Regions from separate parts of the Homo sapiens genome. Here region 2 is linked to region 1. A link is an interaction called in ENCODE POLR2A ChIA-PET data of the cell type or tissue named here. Cell type or tissue: Panc1. All regions are shown on one strand. Links, peaks and the distances in the headings refer to the core of each region. The heading gives the core; the rest is flanking DNA.

The links. ChIA-PET counts read pairs that join two places held together with the same protein. Peaks named below come from ENCODE experiments on the same cell type or tissue, not always from the same donor. Only the 100,000 strongest peaks of a DNase experiment are listed, where the experiment ranks them.
Region 2: POLR2A ChIA-PET joins it to region 1 with 10 read pairs; 2 of 35 experiments call an interaction of 5 or more read pairs at or near these places.

The regions. Positions count from the first base shown.
Region 1 is chr17:72,404,449-72,410,520 of GRCh38, reverse strand. LINC00673 (long intergenic non-protein coding RNA 673) reads left to right here. Exons shown (of 4, transcript NR_152516.1): 4 at 5,705-6,072. Among named protein-coding and RNA genes, the nearest start is that of LINC02003, 65 kb to the right of the region's middle. In Panc1, for the core only: no CTCF peak of the experiment used is centred there; no DNase peak of the experiment used is centred there; H3K4me3 peaks cover 407 bases; H3K27ac peaks cover 3,775 bases.
Region 2 is chr17:72,148,718-72,154,789 of GRCh38, reverse strand. No RefSeq gene overlaps it. Among named protein-coding and RNA genes, the nearest start is that of SOX9, 31 kb to the right of the region's middle. In Panc1, for the core only: no CTCF peak of the experiment used is centred there; a DNase peak (open chromatin) is centred at 2,999; H3K4me3 peaks cover 1,045 bases; H3K27ac peaks cover 4,705 bases.

The sequences.
Region 1 (6,072 bases), core at 591-5,590:
TGCTATATTGTACCCATGATGATTACTAAAAATCCACAACAACGGGCTGGGCACGGTGGCTCACGCCTGTAATCCCAGCACCTTGGGAGGCCGAGGCAGGTGGATCACTTGAGGCCAGGAGTTCGAGACCAGCCTGGCCAATATGGTGAAACCCCATCTCTACTAAGAATACAAAAATTAGCTGGGCATGTTTTACACACCTGTAATTCCAGATACTCGGGAGGCTGAGGCAGGAGAATCACTTGAACCTGGAAGCCAGAGGTTGCAGTGAGCTGAGATTGTGCCACTGCACTCCAGCCTGGGTGAGGCTCTGTCTAAAAAAAATAAAAAAATCCAAGACAACACAACAATGACTTAACTAAGACAGAAGAGCATTTCTCTCTCACATAGAAATCCAGAGGGAGGCCATTTAAGGCTAACGTGATAGCTGTGGAGTTGTCAGCCATCTAGGCTCCCATCTTCCTGTTAGACCATCTGACTGCATGCCTTCCATTTTCCATGTCCCTGAGTCCAAGATGATTGCTGGAGCACCAGCCATCATGTCCTCATTGAAAGCAGAAGATAGTAAAGGCAGGCAAGTAAAAACTGGGCTCCTTCCAGCACCTTTTGAAGCAGCCTCCCCAGAAGTCCTGCAACACTTCTGCTTTAATCTCCTTGGCCAGATCTTGGTCACATGGTCATATCTCACTTACAGGAAGGCTGGGAAATGTAGTCTTTTTACTCTGATCTGCAATGTGTGAACTCCAAATTAGAGTTCTGTTACTAAGAGGAAAAGGTAGAATAGATACGGGAGTGGCCAACTAACAGATTATGCTCATCTGTGCACACCTACTCTTTCCTAAGGGTTGTGGTGTATTTGGCATCTACCATGTGCCAGCTGCTTTTCATGTATTATCTCATTTAATCCTAAGAGCTTTGCAAGGTGGATAATAATATCTCTATTTTGCAATGATGAAACTGAGGCTTTCAGAGATGAAGCCACCTGCCCAAGTTATCAGTCAGCAAATGGTTTAATTTAACATTCCACTTCGAAGCCAGGGCCACTTCTTGCCTTAGATGCTCTCACAGACCTGCTCTTTTCTTGCTGAGGCTGCAGGGTGTTGGTTTGAGCTTTCCAAGCCAAATTCCAGCTCCCACCCCTTTTGCCCAGCTCCCCTTCACTGTTACCAATATCTCTCCTATGATACTCTCTTCAAAAGGCTCTCGGAAAATACACTGTATTGACAAGATTAGTTTCTTATTGCTGGTGTGATAAATGACCACAAACTCAGTGGTCAGAATTGAATTGGAGAACACCCAGCAGGTGTCCGCAGCTCCGTGTCGGGGGGATAATCCCCACAGATTTGGTCACCAACATCTTCTGTGTTGATTGTTGTGGGGTGAGAGCAGAGGAAGAGCATGGTTGGAGAGAGTTTTCCCTGCACAGTCACGATGAGGGCTCAGAGGGACTGACAAGGAAGAAGATGGTTCTCCAGCTTGAAGAACTCAGAGAAACACGTTTAGTGGTTTATTCTAAAGGCTGTTACGAAGGCTACAGGTGAAGAGATGCATAGGGTGAGGTGTGGGGGAAGGGCTGTGGAGCTTCTATGCCCTTCCTGGATGCTCCACCCTCTAGGAACCTCCATGTGCTCAGCTATCTGGAAGCTCCCCAGAGAACCCTGTCCTCTTGGGGTTTTATGGAAGCTTCATGACATCAGCATTCCTTCCCCAAGGGTATAGGGCGGGTCCTGCTCTGGGGAGGGTCTCAAGACCTATAGTCAGAAAGGTGGGGAAGATTAGTCCTGCCTTCGGGAAGGGTAGTGGCTTAAAACAACACAAATTCATTCTTTCACAGTTCTGGAGACCAGCTTCACTGAGCAAAAGTCCAGGCATCTGCGTGGCTTCCTTCTGGAAGTTCTGGGGGAGAATCTGTTTTCTTTGACCCCTTCCTTGAATCCTTCCAACCTCTTGCTTCCATTATCACACTGCCTACTACCTCTCTGGGATCAGATCTCCCTCTGCCTCTCTCTTATAAAGACACTTGTGATCACAGTTAGGGCCTACCTGGATAGTCCAGGCCAACTTCTCAAGATCCTTAATCACATCTGCACAGGCCTTTTTGCCATATGAGGTAGGATTCACAGCTTGCAGGGATCAGGGTGTGGATATCTTTGGGGGCTACTATTCAGCCCCCAACAGGAGCCCTCTTGCTACTGTTCTTCCATTTCTTGTCCCCATCTTTTTTTTCCAAACACAGAATGTACATAGATTTCACTTCTGTCTGGGGTTTTTTTAAAAAGGCCAGAAACATGGTCTACAGGGCAAGGCGATGTGTTGGGAGGGTTTGTCTAATCAACTCCCAGTGGCCATAGCAACAGACATGAAAATATTCAAGTGGAAAGGGACTGGGGGTGGAGGGGAGGGTATGGAAGGATCCTGCCCTAGAGGGGCCTGTGTCACCTCAGTCAGGTGACTTAACCTGTGGAGTGATGTACGATGGAGAAGCATAATCAGTAGCTATGGTAGTTCCGTAGCGAGCTTTGCAAAGCTTCCCTGTAATTCTAGGGGATCAGATCTCTAGATGCCTTCTAATTCCTGCTCCTCCTATGGTCTTTCTCTAGGCTAATAGAGGTGTGTCTTTAGTGGAATACAAATGCCATATCTAGAAGAGTTTGATTTGTGGGGAGGAGGGAGAGTTAGGATCTGCTTATGGCCTAACCTCATTTTCCTCCCTTGTGTGGATTCCCTCATCCCCCCACACATCCCTTGGCTGGGCCAGCCCTGCTGGGATGAGAGTCTGTGGTGTTGTATGTTTTGCTTTTTATTTTATTTTGCAAATGCCTCACAGCATTCCCCTCTGTGTTTAATGTCCCACTGCCAAGTGCATGCAGTTGCCCGGCAACAAGAAGGAAGTCCCTGGGTGATTCACCCGGCTGTTGCCAATTAATTTGCGAGCTGCATGCATCTCCCAGGGGAAAAGGGCTCTCTCCGAGACAGCTCAGAGGGCCACTAACCAGGTGGAGAAACGAAACCAGAGGAAGGTCAGCAAAACTTTGGGTTTGTGTGGGGTGTTTTCAGGTCCAAATGAAAGGGTGTGTCCAGAGGGCCCTGGCAACACCTGTGGCAAAGACTCCTGGCTTCCTTCTTGGCCACCAATCAGAGAGCTGCCTGGAGCACACAAGCACTTCTGTGTCTGCACATTGGTTGCCTTTTTGATTTTTCATCCTTTTATTTTTTAGTTGACTCTAAAATGCAGACTCTCCTGTCCCAGTTCATCTGCAGAGAAATGTCTTGAACCGTTTTTCTTCTTGTCAGTCCCTCTGGGCTCTCATTGTAACTGTGTAGGGAAAACTCTCTCCAACCGTGCTTTTCCTCTGCCCTCACACTACAACAGTCAACACGGAAGACATTGGTGACCGAATGTGTGCAGGTTTCTCCCTGACACCAATTCAACTCTGATACCATCTACCTGGAGATAGCATCAGATCCCATGGGTTGAGGACTCAGTACCCAAGACTGCCCCCTCCTCCCCAGACACCAGTGGCCAGTCCAGGCCTCTGGAACTTCTCACCGACCAGCTTTAAGTTGGGGTTCCCATGACTCCCCTCTTTGGGTTCAATTAATTTCCTGGAGCAGCTCACAGAACTCAGGGAAACACATTTAGTGGTTTATTCTAAAGGCTGTTACAAAGGATACAGGTGAAGAGATGCATAGGGTGAGGTGTGGGGGAAGGGGCACTGGGCTTCCCTGTCCTCCCTGGATGCTCCACCCTCCAGGAACTTCCATGTGCCCAGCTATCTGGAAGCTCCCTGAAGAACCCTGACTTCTTGGGGTTTCATGGAAGCTTCATGACGTCAGCATTCCTTCCCCAAGGTATAGGGCAGATTCCTCTCTGGGGAGGGTCTCATGAGTCAGAAAGGTGGGGAAGATTAGAGTCCTGTCTTGGAGCAGGTGTAAGGAGGGCAGGAGAGGGATTCTGTTTCCTGAGGCCCAACATTATAGCAAAAGACTGTAACAAGGGCTATGGGAGTTATGAGCTAGGAACTTAGGACGAAAACCTGTGTGTGTGTGTGTGTGTGTGTGTGTGTGTGTGTGTGTGTGTGTGTTTATCAAATAACACCACAGTGTCATTATCTCATCTCTGGCCACTGGTGCCCTTCTCTCTGGGTTTCCTGGCCACTGCACACATCCCCACCAAGGCCTCAGCTAGAGCCCTCATGAAGGAGAATTCCTTTGCACCAGGTTGAGTGGGGCCCCCAGGTCTTTTGAGGGACAGAAGGGGGCCTGTTGGTTTCCAAATGCCCCCAGAATCCATCGTGCATTTCCCTCAAGGCCTTGCTGTCCTCTGGCCCCATACTTGCCTAAGGAAACCTTTGATCCATGTTATGTCTCCATTATGGCCTGTGAGGGTGGGGTTTGCCTGTCTGGCTGATTCCTGTATCCACAGCATCTAATCCAATATGGTACTTGTGAATGCATGGATTTGTGGTTGCCCAGGTATTCCTTGTGGATTGATAGTGATTGCTAGAATCAGAGACCCAGAGGGCAGCCTCTTTCATAAGGCCTATGTTATCTGTATCTGTGAATAGGCCTGATATGGTTTGGCTTTGTATCCCCACCCAAATCTCATCTTGAATTGTAATCCCCATAATCCCCAGGCGTGGAGGGAGGAATCTGGTGGGAGGTGATTGGATCATGGGGGCGGGTTCCCCCATGCTGTTCTCATGATAGTGAGTGAGTTCTTACAAGATCTGATGATTTTACAAGTGTCTGGCATTTCCCCTGCTTGCTCTTCTCTCTCCTACCGCCATGTGAGAAAGGTCCTTGCCTCCTCTTTGCCTTCCGTCACGATTGTAAGTTTCCTGAGGCCTCCCCAGCCATGTGGAACTGAGAGTCAATTAAACCTCTCTCCTTTGCAAATTACCCAGTCTCAGGTATTTCTTTATATTGGTGTGAAAACAGACTAATACAAGGCCCCTGACTTGCACTGCTAAGACTCATCAGTTTTAAAATAGGGCACTCTCCTGAAGGCATTTGGTGCTATTCAATATATTTGTTACTCAGTAATGGAAGGTAATGTTGAGGGGTGAACATCAAGGAAAGTATCGTGAGTCCAACTCCATCTTAATTTATTTGCTATCAGAATTAGGGAAAAATAAATATATTTAATGGTGTCTTACCATTTCCTCTGAGCTATCCACTCTGAGTAAGTTCCTAATTTATTGTTAAGGGTGTTTCAGAAGCAGAGAGAAGTTCCTAGTAAATCCTAAACATTAGGATTAGGGACCAGAGCCCTGCTGTTCTGTAGCAAGAACACCGGCACCCTCTGTGCCTCGGCTTTCCACTATAAAGTGGGTGATCTACCACCCCCATGCTCCCTGCCCCATAAATCACAGAAATAATAGTGACCTGCTGAAAAACAGAATTTTCCACTTCCTCTGGACTGGCTGCACTCAGTGGCATTTTAAAAAATCAGCTCTGGATTTCGTAGTGGGATTTGTGTAGGAGGGTTCCTGGTGATGATTCAGTGGATGGATAGTTCCTTGAGAGGTATAAATAGGCTTTCCCCCACCCCCACCCCCGACACTTAACTAAAATACTGCTTTTTGAAGTATATGTTCTGTTCAACAGCTAAAGCATTATAAACCAAAGACAGTAATGTGATGCTAGCCCCTGAAAGGGCAGAAGCTAGAATCTAATTCTCATGCTGTTTTTTGGTCTACAGGATGGGAAGGACTGATCCACATTCCCACCAGGAAGTTTAGCAGAACCCCCGCGTGCCACCTGGACCCCTTGGAAGGACCTGGCTCAGGCTGGACCACCTCTTGAGAGGCAGGAGCTCTGGATTTGATCAAGAATTCTTTGCTGAGCATGGTGCCTCATGCCTATAATCCCAACACTTTGGGAGGCCAGTGTGGGAGGATCTCTTGAGCCCAGGAGTTCAAGACTAGCCTGGGCAACACAGAGAGACCCCATCTCTAAAATAATAATAATAATAAAATAAAAAATTAGCAGGGCATGGTGGCATGTGCCTGTAGTCCCAGCTACCCAGGAGGCTGAGGCAAGAGGATGGCTGGAGCCTGGGATGTTGAG
Region 2 (6,072 bases), core at 773-5,772, 260 kb after region 1:
ATTTTTTGTAGAGACTATGTCTCCCTGTGTTGCTCAGGCTGGTCTTGGACTCCTGGGTTCAAGGGATCCCCTGCCTTGGCCTCCCAAAGTGCTGGGATTACAGGTGTGAGCCACCACACCCAGCCTATTATCTGTTATTATCTTCTGTTTACAGATAAGCAAAGGCATACATTATTGAATAATTTGCAATAGGGAAAAATTGGAAACAAACACGTGCAAATTGCAAATTTCTTACTCTTATATGAGTTTTTGTGCCCTTATATGAGTTTATTTTAGTCTAGATTCTGAGAACTTGAAGAATGCATATTTGAAATGACAAATATTGCCATGTTGCCCTACAAAGGACCATAGTTATTGACTCACCCACTGTTAGTGTATGGGGGCACCTGTCTTTCCACACTCTCTGCCATGCTGGGTAATGCCAATTTTTTTAAAGTTTTTGCGAGATATTTGGAACAGTGTTACCTAACTAATACAGTAAGCACTATGCATGTATGGCTATATAAGTTGATTAGAATGAAATAAAATAAAAAAATTCAGCTCCCCAGCCATACCAGTCAAATTCCAAATGTTTGATAACTGCACATTGCCCTAGAGGCGATCATATTAACAATGATCATACAGAGCATTTCTGCCATCACAGAAAGTTCTGCCAGACAGTGCTGCTCTTGCACAAAAAAATGAAATCTCATTGGTGTTTCATGCCTGTTCCCGATACTAGTAAGATTGATCAGCTTTTCATAGAATGATTATAGGAAACTCTTAGGCACACCTGCTATGTAACAAGCATTAATCTAAGTGCATGATGCAGGTAATCCACTTAATATATTGATTGACCTGTTGTTTGAATGCAGACAAGAAGGCTCAAGAAGTGAAAGGGAGTTTGAAGGTGCCCCGGAGAGAGGACTAACTGAGCCCGCAGGTCCCTGGGGAGGATTTGGAGCAATTGGTCTTTGATAGCAGAAGGGACTTGTTTTCCCCTGAAGCATCAGGGAAGGAGGAGGAGAAGATGACTAAAGTGGGGCTGCATCTGTAGGTTTAGTGGGGATGGCTTCCATCTTCTCTGTGAAATATAAGGCATGATCATCACCCGGAAGGGAAGGAACAGGGGACATTTCCAATGGGAGGGTCAAGGAAAGCAGAGGTAAACCATAACCACTCACTCATGACAGCAATGTAGTTATAGATCTGATTTTCTTTCAGCAACTATGCTGGCATTAAACTTACAGCAAGGTGTGCCCTCTGAGACTGAGTTTTCTCAGTGTGGAATGCTTAGCTTCTGAGAAGCTTAGATGAAAGCTCCTACGTAATGGCTGGGGGTGCTGCCCAACATTCAGTAGAGCCCCAGGAAGTTTCTGTTGAATGAATGAATGAAGTAGCTGTGTTTTTCTCCCCCCTTTTCCACTTTCTGCTCCCACCTCCAAGCAAATTAGTGTATGCGTCCTTTCAAATTTGGTCAAATACCTAAAACAATGTGAGCAAATCCTGGTAGAGTGAGCTTCAGCAAGTGCATGTCCTCTAACCAAAATTAAGAAACGTGCCACCAACATGGCACATGTATACATATGTAACAAACCTGCACATTGTGCACATGTACCCTAAAACTTAAAGTATAATAATAATAAAAAAAAAAAAAAAGAAAAGAAACGTGCCACCTAGCTCCCCAGGCAAGTAACCCTGTCCAGCCCAGCCCAAGGTCCCTGAGGGGGTCTGTCCTTTCTTTAGCTCTTAGCTAGTCCACAGCCATCCAGGCCGTTTCCTCTTTGTCTTGGCTTGGAGTTGAATGGACGTAGCCCTCCCTTCGGTTGGAGGTGTAAGCTGCAGTAATGTTGCCTTCCTGAGGTCTCTTCAGCCTCTGACCCCTGACAAGCAGGTAGAATGAACTTCTTTAGAGAATTATATGCACCTTGGAATCTTCATAATGAGTTCCCGACTAACCAATCAGAAAAGAAAATGCAGCTTGGGAAGTGAGGGTGAAGGGAATGGGAATGTCTCCTCAAGGATTTTCTCCCTGGGCCTAAAGTATTTACATTCAGATTTGCATATAATTTGCATATAATTTGTCTGGCTACAAAGCCTTTCTGTTGTTCAGATAATGTGTAAGCTGCAGTTTATTTCTACTGTGTCCTTCTCTGCCCCTGTCTTTCCTTACCTCATCTACTCAAATGTGTGGTAGAAATGTCAGGACTGTCAGGGACCAGTTTGGTGTTTGGGACAAGGGTAGGCTCTGGGTCACATTCTTTCTGTGTTAGCAATGCTGCATGATATTATGCATTTTATTGTTGCAAAACATTTTGGACAGCAAAAGAAACCAGAACGGGGCTGCCTGGAGTAGGGTTGGAAGCAATAAGTAGAGGAGTGAACTTGGCTCAATTAGAAAGGGGAGTAAGTCAGATAAACCAAAAAAAAAGGTGAAGTCTGGGAAAATTAATTAATAACCCTTGCTAACATTTTATTTAAAATGCTTACAGCATACCAGACATCGTTTTCAGCACTTTCAATGTATTATGTGTTTAATCATCATAACAGCCTTGGGAGGTGTGTAACAATTGTTACCTCCTTTTTATAGATGAGTAAACTGAAGCACACAGTGTAAGTAACTTGTCTAAGATTGTGCAGCTAGAAAATAGACAATCAGGATTTGAACTCGATCTTCAGAACCTGGAACTGTGCTTTAAACTAGTCTAGTGTGCTGTGTACAGAACAAGAAGGCATAGTTACAGAAGTGAGAGCGAGTGCCAGCTCTTAACTTTAGGCTGCAGGGATCAGATGCTCAGGCCAGTAAAGGGTTAGGGACAAAGTATCTGGATATCCATGGGGTGGAGAGGTGAAAAGAGGGTTTAGAGGCTGCGCCTACAGCACGAATGAGCTGTAGCTCTGCCGTCACCTCCTTCTGGCTTGGTCTGAAGCCACCCTTGTTTGCTCTTTCTCTTGGCTCTTGGGTTAGAGTTGACAGAGGACTCGCTTCAGGGTAAAAACTGGCCTCAGCCGGTGGCAGTGGCCTGGTGGCTGAACTTAAGCCTGCTGATGTGGATAAGCAGGAATACTTGGTCAGTGGCCAGGACTAAGAGGTCGGCAGGACAAACAATGGCAAGGATGAGTCACTGCTTTATAGTCAAACACAGAGGATCTGTCTTATCAGGGCCCGAGTGACCCACAGGAGAATGCTGCTTGCCGGAGAGAAGAGATGCTGCTTGGAATCTTTCCACAATGGGAAAAGGGAACAGAGGAGTCGCTGCTCCGTGGAAGCCTGGAAATTACTTGGTTTCTCTGTTTAGTCAAACTCTTCGTTTTCAGCATTGATCTGAAATGTAACTTTTCCCCTGGTTTTGATTCATTTTTAAAAAACATTGTATTTTGTTTATGGCGATGATGTTGACTGTTCCGGGATGAAAAGGAGCCAACAGCAGCTGGGAAGTGAAGGGGGATGTAGCTGAGAACAAACCTTGCAGGAGTGAAGGGGAGAAAAATAATTATGAAAGATGGCGTAGAGGCCGGTTAGTATTGGCTGAGACAGTGTGAGAAACTTCCTTGTGCTGGGGCAGTGTTGTCGAGGAGAGAGTGTTGTCATCTGAATTAATTTGCATGACAATAGGCTGAACCCTTATTATGCATAGGGATGCTAATGGGCACCAGCCACAGTGCATTTCCATGGGAAAAGCCTCTTCCTTTGAGGAGACAACCTCTTCCTCCTCCCCTTCCCCACCTCCCCTCCCCCTTCCTCCTCTCCCGACCTCTCCTCCTCCCCTCCTCTCTGTTCTCCCCTCCTCCCCTCCTCCTTTTCCATTTTTCTTCCCTCTTTTCCCTCTTCTCCCCCTCCTCCTTCTCACAGTGGAAGCCCCAGCCCCTCTCCTAGTGGAATATACCCTTGGGGTGGCCACTCTTAATGGGAAGGAGAAGGTTCTATGAGGTGGAAGGAATGAATGCTTTCCAAAACCTCTCCAGACCTCTTACGAAATGACCAAGGAGGAGGTGTGAGTGCGTGTAGTATAATCGAAAACAAATGGATCCCAAATATTGCCAACCTAGTTGTCATTGGAGATGTTGGGGGAGAAGCCACCGTGTGGGAGCAGGTGGGGCAGAAGATACCGAGGTTTAGGGTGAGAGTAGGGCCCAGGAAAAAGGGCAGAGACAGCCTTTATTCAAGGACTTTGAAAATGTGTTCGGTGCAAGCCGTTCTCTTGTAGTGTTTCCATTGCACGCCCTTGAAGAAAGACTTAAAACTTGGCACAGTGGGGCTGCTCTATCTCACTTCCAACACCACCACACTTGGGGAGGCCGGAGAATTCAAGGGCAGAGTCTGGATCCAGATTATCTGGGTTCAAATCCCATCTCTGCTGTTTACCAACTATCTGATACTGACTTTTTGACTTAACTTTTTGTTGCCCTAGTTTCTCCACAGGTAAAATTGAGATATTAGTGCCTTTTCCCCATCAGGCTGTTGTTTGGTTGAGACAAGGCATGCGAAGTGCCTAGAACATACCTGGCATGTTGTAGATACTCAAGGAATGTTAGCTATTACCATCTTCCTTTCTTCTCTAGATAGTTCTCCTTCCACTCCGTTGTCTCTTGTTCCTTTAGAAGATCTCTTCAAGTGTTAGGTGACTGATGGCTCTGACTAATCCCCCAAAGCCCTACATGCCTCTATCCCTGTTCCCCCTGCCCCCACCCCCCACCCCCCCATACAACCACCCTGCTGGTGGCAAAAGAAGTGAAGACCAGGCTTCGTGGGACTGGACCGCTCATGATCACATTGTGTCCTTGGGAAGGGTCTGTCCCTGCTTTGTCACACGGGAAGATAAAAGGTCAGCTGATGAACCTGATTGTACTGTGGGTGCTGGGAGTTCTCAGCAGCTTATCTATAAAATGCCTCATGGTATAAAGTGTTCTCTTTTGTCCAGAACAAGATTTGATTGTCAGAGATGAAATAACTGCCTCTTAAGTGATTTTGACTTGCTTAGCTTTGCCTCACGGTGTCACTGAGGAGGAGAGATAAAGACATCTCATTAATGGGGCTGCTGACCTACCCAGAGGCTTGAAGGGTGAGACTTGGGCACTTCAGCAGCAGTTCTCACACTTTTTTTTTAAAGCTCATGTTTGAGAAATATAAATATTTCTATATTATCATTTAATATCTCAAAATAGATATTTTCACTAAATGTAATTAAAACAGGTGATAATTCTAAATTTTCTTTTTATAAGGCCTTGATTTGAGGGTGTGATGAGGACCAATCAACAGTCTGGTATTAACTCATAAAGCTCTAGCGTGATACCTGTGTCAGAGGCGTTTGAATCAGAGCAACTCCATCTTGAATGGGAGCTGGGTAAAATAAGGCTGAAATCTACTGGGCTGCTTCTGAGGCAGTTAGCCATTCTAAGTCACACGATGAGATAGGAGGTCAGCACAAGACACAGGTCATAAAGATCTTGCTGTTAAAACAGGTTGCAGTAAAGAAGCTGGCAAAACCCACCAAAATCAAGACGGTGAGGAGAGTGACCTCTGGTCATCCTCACTGCTACACGCCCGCCACCACCATGACAGTTTACAAATGCCATGGCAACGTCAGGAAGTTACCCTGTATGGTCTAAAAAGGAGAGGCATGGATAATCCACCTCTCATTTAGCATATCATCAAGAAATAACCATAAAAATGGGCAGCTGGGTGCAGTGGCTCACGCTTGTAATCCCAGCACTTTGGGAGGCTGAGGCGGGTAGATCACGAGGTCAGGAGTTTGAGACCAGCCTGGCCAACATGGTGAAACCCCGTCTCTACTAAAAATACAAAAATCAACTGGGCATGGTGGTGCACACCTGTAATCCCAGCTACTCAGGAGGCTGAGGGAGGAGAATCGCTTGAACCCGGGAGGTGGAGGTTGCAGTGAGCCGAGATCGCACCACTGCACTCCAGCCTGGGCGATAGAGCTAGACTTCATCTCAAAAAAAAAAAAAAAAAAAAAAAAAAAAAAAAAAAAAAAAGCCAACCATCGGCCTTCAGGGCTGCTCTGTCTATGGAATAGCTATTCTTTTATTCTTTTACTTTCATAATAAACTTGCTTTCACTTTACTCTGTGG